2 separate regions of the Homo sapiens genome follow, and region 1 is linked to region 2. Evidence: chromatin loops called from intact Hi-C (ENCODE). Cell type or tissue: endothelial cell of umbilical vein. All regions are shown on one strand.

What was found. Peaks named below come from ENCODE experiments on the same cell type or tissue, not always from the same donor. Only the 100,000 strongest peaks of a DNase experiment are listed, where the experiment ranks them.
Region 1: it touches region 2 in a loop (3-fold over the local background); 27 of 110 quality-filtered maps call a loop at or near these places.

The regions. Positions count from the first base shown.
Region 1 is chr10:124,921,973-124,926,972 of GRCh38, reverse strand. It overlaps a transcript of ZRANB1 not described here. Among named protein-coding and RNA genes, the nearest start is that of ZRANB1, 18 kb to the left of the region's middle. In endothelial cell of umbilical vein, no CTCF peak of the experiment used is centred here; a DNase peak (open chromatin) is centred at 2,462; H3K27ac peaks cover 1,746 bases.
Region 2 is chr10:124,973,743-124,978,742 of GRCh38, reverse strand. It overlaps ZRANB1 (zinc finger RANBP2-type containing 1), which reads right to left. Exons shown (of 9, transcript NM_017580.3): 5 at 4,345-4,543. Among named protein-coding and RNA genes, the nearest start is that of ZRANB1, 34 kb to the right of the region's middle. In endothelial cell of umbilical vein, no CTCF peak of the experiment used is centred here; a DNase peak (open chromatin) is centred at 2,572; H3K27ac peaks cover 692 bases.

The DNA of each region.
Region 1 (5,000 bases), 52 kb after region 2:
AAAAAGAAAAAAAGAGAATTACAGTGATAGCCTGCATAACCATGTGTCAATCGAAGACAGACTGTATATGTGACAGTAGTCCCCATAAGATTATATAACAAAGCTGAAAAATTTGCCTTGTGACGTCAAAGCCACCATAATGTCATGGCACAATACATTCATTACTCACGTTTGTAGTGATGCTGGTGTAAACAAACCTACTGCGCTGGCAGTCTAGCTATGTGTAGCATGTAAAATTATATACAGTACGTAATATCTGATCATGATAATAAGTATGTTACCAGTTTGTTTACTATACTTTTTATTGTCATTTTACAATGTTACTCCTACTTCCTTTAAAAAAAAAAGTCTACTGTAAAGAAGCCCTAGGCAGGTCCTTCAGGAGGTATTCTAGAAGGCATTGTTATCACAGATGATAGCTCTACGCATGTTATTGCCCCCGAAGACCTTCCAGTGGGACAAGATGTACAGGTGGAAGACAGTGATACTGATGATCCTGGCCCTGTGTAGGCCTAAGCTAACGTGTGTCCTAGTTTTTGGCAAAAAAAGCTTATAAGGTAAGGATCTAAAGAACCAAAATATTTTTGTGCAGCTACACAATGTGTTTGTGTTTTAAGTGTTACTACAAAAGTCTAAAGTTTTTTTAAAAATTAAAAATTTATAAAGTTAAAAAGTTACAATAAGCTAAGATTAATTTATTTTTGAAGAAAATTTTTTAAATAAACTTAGTGTAGCCAAAGTGTTCACTGTCTATGAAGTCTACAGTGGTGTATAGTAATGTCCTTGACATTCATTCATCACTCACTCACTGACTTACCCAGAGCAACTTCCAGTTTTGCAAGCTCCATTCCCCTATACAGGTGTACCATTTTTTATCTTTTACACCATATTTCTACTGTGCTTTTTCTATGTTTATGTTTACACTCATGAATACTTATCTTTGTGTTAGAAAAACACCACAGTATTCAATACAGTAACATGCTATACAGCGTTTATGGCCTAGGAACAACAGGCTATAACCCATGGCCTACTGTGCAGTAGGCTATACTATCTAGGTTTTGTCTAAGTAGACTCTATGATGTTCGCACAACGACAAAATCACCTAAAAATGCATTGCTCAGAACATTTAAGCAACGCGTGACTGTGCACTGCTAAAACTAAGTGTGTTTCAACAAATGATGCAGGGATAACCAGACAGCCACATGCAAAAAAACTCAGTTGGACCTCTGCCTCAAATTATACACAAAGCTCAACTCAAAATGATCAGAGACCTAAATTTGAGAGCTAAAACTAAGAAACTCTTAGAAGAAAACATAAATTGTCATGACCCTGGGTTAGGCAAAAGCACAAGTGACAAAAGAAAACATAGGTAACTTAATCAAATTAAAAACTTTTGTGCTTCAAAGAACACCATAAAGAAGGTGAAAACACAACCCACAGACAGAAGAAAGTATTTGCAAATACAGGAAGGGAATTGTATCCAGAATACATAAAGAACTCTTGCAAAAAATCACCAACAAAAAGACAAATAACCCAAATGAAAAATGGGCAAAACACTGAAATAAACACCACTCTAAACAAGATATGCAAATGGCCAAGAAGCACATGAAAAGATGCTCATCATTAGTCATTAGGGAAATGCAAATAAAAACTAGGAGATGCCATTCCACTAGAATGACAATTTAAAAAAAAAACAGACAATAACAAGTGTTGATTAGGATGTAGAGAAACGGAACATATATTGCTGGCAGAAATGTAAAATGGGCAGGGAGCAGTGGCTCACGCCTGTAATCCCAGCATTTTGGGAGGCCGAGGCGGGTGGATCACTTGAGGTCAGGAGTTCGAGACCAGCCTGGTCAACATAATGAAACCTCATCTCTACTAAAAAAATACAAAAATTAGCCAGGCATGGTGGTGCGTGCCTGTAGTCCCAGCTACTCAGGAAGCTGAGACATGAGAATCGCCTGAACCCGGGAGGCGGAGGTTGCAGTGAGCCGAGATCACGCCACTGCACTCCAGCCTGGGCAGACAAACTGAGACGCTGTCTCAAAAAAAAAAAAAACAGCAAAATGATGCAACCACTTTGGAAAACAGGCAGAAAGTTCCTCAAAGGTTAAACATAATTAGCACATGACCCAGCAATTCCATCTGTAGGTATATACCCAAGAGAAGTAAAAACTTACATCTGAACAAAAACTTGTACACAAATGTTCACAGCAGTATAATAGCCAAAAAGTGGAAAAAATCCAAATGCCCATCAATCAATGAATGGATAAACAAAATGCTGTTTATACAATGGAGTATCAGCCAGCCACAAAAAGGAATGAAGTACTGACACATGCCACAACATAAACCTTGGAAGTATTATAAGAGAAAAAAGCCACATAAACGGTCATATATTGTACAATTCCATTTACGACATATCCAGAATAGGCAAATCTAGAGAGACAAAGTAGATTAGTGGTTGCCAGGAGCTGAGGCAAGGCGGAAATGACTCCTTAATGAGTACAGAGTTTCTTTTTGGGGTCATGAAAATGTTCCAGGATTATATAGTGGTTGGTAATGGCTGTACAACTCTGTTAAGTATACTAAAAACTACTGAATTGTATACTTTAAAGGGGTGAATTTTATGGTATATGAAATACACCTCAATGAAGCTGCTTTTTTTTTTTTTTAGAAAAAACTGGAAAGATTTGCAACTGATTCCAATTAATATCACGCATTCAAATATTTTTTATTTATATGAATTAAAACCACCCACATTATGGCCAGGTGCGGAGGCTCATCAAGCCTGCAGTCCCAGCACTTTGGGAGGCCAAGGCGGGCAGATCACTTGAACTCAGGAGTTTGACACCAGCCTGAGTAACGTACCAAGACCCCATCTCAAAAAAAAAAGAAAGAGACCACCCACATTAAAAATTGACTTGACAAAGGATGAAAAACCAAAACTGCGGTGTGTGAGTTCAGGAGTGAGAGGGACAGTTTGCCCTCAATATATGAACAATAAAAATAACAAAAATTCTTTTTTTTTGGTAAGAGATAGGGTCTTGCTACTTTGCCCAGTTATATGGTTTGGCTCTGTGTCCCCACCCAAATCTCATTGCCAACTGTAATCCCCATGTGTCAAGGGAGGGACCCGGTGGGAAGTGACCGGATCATGGGGGCGGTTTCCCCTATGCTGTTCTTGAGATACTGAGTGAGTTCTCAGGAGATCTGATAGTTTAAAAGCGTGGCACTTCCCCTGCTCACTCTCTCTCTCCTGCCTTGTGAAGGTGCTTTTTTTCTCTTCACCTTCTACCATAAGTTTCATGAAGCCTCCCCAGTCATGAGAAACTGTTAGTCAGTTAAACCCCTTTTCTTTATAAATTACCAATCTCAGGTAGTTCTTTTTCTTTTCTTCCGAGGCAGGCTGAAGCGCAGTGGCACAATCTCGGCTCACTGCAACCTCCACCTCCTGGGTTCAAGATTCTCCTGCCTTGGCCTCCCAAAGTGCTGGGATTACAGGTGCGCACCACCACGCCCAGCTAATTTTTTTGAATTTTTAGTAGAGACACGGTTTCACCATGTTGGTCAGGTTGGTCTCGAACTCCTGATCTCGTGATCCACCTGCCTTGGCCTCCCAAAGTGCTGGGATTACAGGTATGAGCCACAGCACCTGGCATCAGCTAGTTTGTTTTTTTTGTTTGTTTGTTTTTGAGACAGAGTCTTGCTCTGTCGCCCAGGCTGGAGTGTAGCTCGGCTCTCTGCAACCTCTGCCTCCTGGGTTCAAGCAATTCTCCTGCCTCAGCCTCCCGAGTAACTGAGACTACAGGTGTGCACCACCATGCCCAGCCAATTTTTGTGTTTTTAGTAGAGACGAGGTTTCACCATGTTGGCCAGGATGGTCTTGAACTCCTGACCTTGTGATCTACCCGCCTAGGCCTCCTAATGTGCTGGGATCACAGGAGTGAGCCACTGCGCCCGGCTGATAGTTCTTTATAGCAATGTGAAAACAAACTAATACACCCAGACTGGACTCGAATTCCTGGGATCAAGCGATCCTCCCACCTGAGCCTCCCATGTAGCTGGGACTACAGCCACATGACACCACGCCTGGGTAGTAGTTTATTTTTTTCATTACTAAAAAATTTAGGGCCAGGCGCAGTGGCTTACCACGGCTGAATACAAAAATTAGCCAGGCAAGGCTGGGCACAGTGGCTCACGCCTGTAATCCCAGCACTTTGGGAGGCAGAGGCGGGCAGATCACGAGGTCAGTTCGAGACCAGCCGGGCCAACACGGTGACACCCCATCTCTACTAAAAGATACAAAAAAATGAGCTGGGCATGGTGGCACGTGCCTGTAATCCCAGCTACTCAGAAGGCTGAGGCAGGAGAATCACTTCAAGCCGGGTGGTGGAGGTTGCAGTGAGCTGAGATCGTGCCATTGTACTCCAGCCTGGGTAACAGGGAGAGACTCCATCTTAAAAAAAAAAAAAAAAAATTAGCCAGGTGTGGTGGCACGCATCTGTAGTCTCAGCTACTGGGGAGGCTGAAGTGAGAGGATAGCTTGAGCCTGGGAAGTCAAGGCTGCAGTGAGTTGTGATCATGCCATACACTCCAGCCTGGGCAACACAGTGAGACCCTATTAAAAAAAAAATATATATATACATATATTTTACATATATATATATATTTTACATATATATATATATTTTACATATATATATATATATTTTACATATATATATAATTTGGGCTCAGGGGTTCATGCCAATAATCCCAGCACTTTGGGAGGCCAAGGCAAGAGGATTGGTTGAGCCCAGGAATTCAAGACCAGCCTGGGGGCAATATAGAGAGATCTTGTCTCTACAAAAAATTTTTTTAAAAAGCCAGGCACAATGGTACACACCTATAGTTCCAGCTACTTGGGAGGCTAAAGTGGGAGGACAGTTTGTTGAGTCATGATCAGCACTGCACTCTGGCCTGGGAGACACAGCAAGACCCTGTGTCAAAAAAAATTT
Region 2 (5,000 bases):
AGGTGGGAGAATTGCTTGAGCCCACAAGGTATAAGGTTACAGTGAGCCAAGATCGCACCACTGCACTCCAGTCCAGGCAACAGACCAAGACCCTGTCTCCAAAAAGAAAAAAAGGAATAATTCTAAAAGACTTATATTGATTTTTTTCCCCAATTAACATTAAACGCCTCCACCTGCCCCGTGGGAAATTGGGTTGGCATGTCACTGAAAGGCAAGTACAATATATTCAGACTTGAGAACCTGAGTCAGCTAAAATCACGGGTATCCAAGAGAACAGCACAGCTAGCTACAAACACAAATAGCCTATCTTGAAGTGACGGGTGGAGGGGTTCAAATAAAAGAAAATTGCTTTCTCAGTTCTTACTATGTATCTTATATGACTTAAGAAAACATCTCACTCCAGCTGATTTCAATTAAGTGCAAAAGGCACCTCAGCAAAGAGCATCTTTAAAAGGAGACTACACAAGCTACATGCTGGCTCCTCCTCTCCTGGCCTAGAAAACCCACGGCTGCTCACTCTACTCTCTACTGGTCACATGACAGGCCCAGTGGACAAACCTAATGCAACTCAACACAAGAACTATGTATGGGTTATTCCTTAGGGCTAGTATATCTGATCTCCCGAATCCATGGCAACAACACTTACTATCTAACCACTAATTTTCACCCCAACCCACCCCCCAATACTGTAAGGATGTCTGTGTGATCACTGTAATCAATGCAGCTTCCTATGCCTGAACTGTAAACCATCGGGCAAAGCTCCCCGGTGGCAGGGACTGGAGGAGGTGATGCCAAACCATGCTGTTCTGGGACACCTGTCCATATGCCAGCCCTAGGTGCTCACTCCTGAAGCATCCTTTAAGAGTCAGGACTATGGACTAAAAGTTCTGCTGCAACAACTCTTGCCAGTGGCTGTAAACAAACAGCCTAGTTCCTTCTCACCCTAGTAGCCACTCCCTATCTAGCCTATTTACAACATCAGACTGTATTTCTCCACCAAACCATCTTTTTTTTTTTTTTTTTTTTTTTTTCTTAGCAGGGTCTCACTCTGTCACCTAGGCTGGAGTGCAGTGGCATGATCTTGGCTCAGTGCAGCCTCAACCTTCCAGGCTCAAACAATCCTTCCACCTCAGCCTCCCAGGTAGCTGGAACTACAGGCACACACTACCACGCCTGGCTAAATTTTGTATTTTTTGGTGGAGACAGGGTTTCACTATGTTGCCAAGGCTTGTCTTGAACTCCTAGGCTCAAGAGATCTGCCCACAATCTCCCTATCTCTATGCTGGACTTCTGGGACCTCAAATGACTTGCAACCATCTGAGAATTCCAGTCCCGATACAAACATTAGTGACAACTCACTCATAAGATCATCCATAGCCAGCTCTGAGGAACAGGTGGGCATAAACCCCAAAGCAATTCTTACTCACCACAAATGTCTTTTTAAAAAAAGAAAAAAAAAAAAAAAAAGGCCAGGTGCAGTAGTAGCTCATGCCTGTAATCTCAGCACTTTGGGAGGCTAAGGCAGAAGAAACACTCGAGTCCGGGAGTTCAAGACCAGCCTGGGCAATACAGTGAGGACCTCATCTCTACAGAAAAATTTTAAAATTAGCCACGTGTGGTGGCACACTCCTACAGTCCCAGCCACTCATAGGAAGCTGAGGTGGGAGGATCACCTGAGCCCAAGAAAGTGAAGGATGCAGTGAGCCAAGATCGTGCCCCTGCATTTCAGCCTGGGTGACAGAGCAAGACCCTTTCTCAAAAAACAAACACCACCACCAAAAACCCTCATCACTAAAAAAAAGACATCACTTCTAAAATCCACAGTGTACTTTTGGCCTTTCAACAGATCAGGAAATTACCACCAAAGAAAAGGCCAGGCGCGGTGGCTCACGCCTGTAATCCTAGCACTTTGGGAGGTCGAGGTGGGCGGACTGCCTGAGCTCAGGAGTTCGAGACCAGCCTGGGCAACATGGTGAAACCCCATCTCTACTAAAAATACAAAAAATTAGCCAGGTATGGTGGCGCCACCTGTAATCCCAGCTACTTCGAAGGCTGAGGCACGAGAATTGCTTGAACCCGGGAGGCAGAGGTTGCAGTGAGCCGAGATCATGCCACTGCACTCCAGCCTGGGCGACAGAGTAAGACTCTGCCTCAAAAAAAAAAAAAAAAAAAAAAAAGGAAATTACCACCAAAGAAAAGATTACTGGCTGCCTTTTTAGAGAGAACCTGCAAAGTGGTAGATTTACCACAGTTCAAACCTGGCTTTCCATCTTACAGGGCAGAGTGACATTAACCAAAACTACAAGGCAGACCTGTGAAACCACAATGCCAAGAACCCACTGTCTTAGGAACCAAACCAGGTTCATCCTCTTGACATAGACAGGCCCATAGCAGTGGTCAAGAAAATCAGCAGTAGGAAGCTAAGAAAATCAGCAACAGGAAGCTGCTTGGTGACCACAGGATCTGATCAAGAGGGCCAGACCGGCAGAGCACTGACCAGCATCAGGCTTACCCAGCCCGATGAACCTACTTCATACTACCAGACAGCCATCTCCACTAAGAGGCACAAAAGAGCCCTCTCTCCAGGACAATTACTAATTGACTAAAACTACCGGAGTGACACATTCATTCTTTAGCTTTATTATACATCCAGTCAGGTCATCCAGGAAGTTATTTTATTTCTCTAATGTGCCCACAAATTGTTACTCTATTACGTTATGCTTCCCCCTCCGCTCCCCACAAGACAGTCTCACTCTGTCACCCAGGCTGGAGTGCTGTGGCACGATCTTGGCTCGCTGCAACCTCCTCTTCCTCCTGGATTTAAGCAATTCTCGTGCCTCAGCTTCCTGAATAGCTGGGATTATAGGCATGCACCACCACACCTGGCTAATTTTTGTATTTTTAGTAGAGACAGGGTTTCAACAAGTTGGCCAGGCTGGTCTTGAACTCCTGGCCTCAAATGATCTGCCTGCCTCAGCCTCCCAAAGCAATAGGATTGCAGGCATGAGCCACAAACCCCAGCCATACTGCATTATGCTTTGATCTACAATTTAGCTCTCAAGAAAGTAATTTATAGGCCGGGCACGGTGGCTCATGCCTGTAATAACTAAATGAGATAATGTTCAAAGAACCAAAAAAATACCACATAAGTCAAACAAATGTAAAGACTGAACTATTCATTCACAAAAACAATTATTTTTCCAGTGATTGCATGCTGTTAAAAAATATATATATAAAGAACACTTTGATACAATTGAAGAAATGTGATTATGAACTGTTAGATAACAGAATCAATGTTGAATTACTTAGATGTAGGAATGGGGATGTGGGTGAGTAGGACAATATTCTTATTCTGGAAAGATGTATGTTGATATTTTGAAGGGTAAAGCATCATGATGTCTACAACGAATTGACCCACGAGTCTTTCTGTATGGAGACATGGAGCAGGTGTGGCAAAATGTTAATAACTGCTCAACTGAATGAAGAAAATACCAGGATCTATTGCACTGAATTTTTTTAAAATTATTCCATGGGTTTGAAAATTTGCAAAATAAAAAATGTGATCTTAAGACTCCCTCAGGAAGGAAAAAAACTTGTAACACAATGTCAAGATAACCTCTTATGTGAACACAAATATTCAATAAGGCTGGGTGCGGCAGCTCAGGCCTGTCATCCAAGCACTTTGGGGGCCCCAGGCAGGCGGATCGCTTGAGATCAGGATTATCAAAGCCACCCTGGGAAAGATGGCAAAACTCCATCTCTACCAAAAATACATAAAACAGCCAGGCATGGTGATGAGCACCTGTAGTTCTAGCTACTCAGGAGGCTGAGGTGGATGGATGGCTTGAGCCCAGGAGGTGGAGGATGCAGTGGGCCAAGACTGCACCACTGCACTCCAGCACAGCAATTGAGCCAGACCCTGCTTCCATCGATGGATCAATCAATCAATCAGTCAATCAATCCCTAAAAAGATGAGCAACGGCCTTATCAATATTTAAGGCTACTATATATAACTTGAAATGCTGCATTTGAAATGTTCAAATATACTGCCTGTGTCTTATAGAAACAATAAATGCTTGCATTTTAAAGCTTCAAATGTTTCTATTTTAAAATTTAGCAAAAAAATGTATAAAAACCATTGATTCTTGCTTTTATCTCATTTCTTGGGGGAAAAACAAAAACAGAAACCATGGACGTGTTCAAAGTATTTTAATGTCCAAAATGAACTGTTTTTCCTCCAGTTTCCATAGAAAATATAACTGACATAAAAAGTATCCCACCACTACAAGGAAATAATCCAGCAAATGCACTCCTGGGTTGAAACAGGGCAGAATGCCAGCTCACCAATGTGAACAGTCATGCAGGCTGTCATGCAGGGCTTTCCGAAGCACTGAGTCCTTGTCATAGATGCCCCAGGTAGCTTGTAGAACTGAATCAAGTAGGCAGTCTCCTGCAGTCCGGTTCCAAAGTGCATACAGTCGACTGTCCAAACGTGTAGCCAATTCCAAGGACCAGTTAATAATTGGAGATTCTTCTTCTAATTCTGTACGATGGATTTAAATACATGTTCATTTCCATACCTATGTCATTAGAGAATACTCATGGGGAGAAGAACCTATTTTCTAGCTATAAAATGGTTTATATGTAATTTACCAATAAACACCTAAATAAAATTGACCAATTGAAATATAAACTTTTGAGTACTTGAAACATCTTCTGTCTCTAGAATAATTTAATAAACTTTTAAATTCTTTACAGTTTTATTTTCTAAAAAGTGTTTCATATAGAAATATATACATTCTGGAACAGGAAGCGGAGAACCAAGGTTTTAAAATTTTTGTATCTTTATTTGTTCACTCTGTAACAGTGAACCATACAATATAACACTGAACTTCAGGACTTTACGTCTTTAATTTAAAATAAAAATAAAGCAAGTTGACTACACACCAAACTACACCATGCCTTACTAAACAAAACTTACTTGATCAGATGAAAGGTAA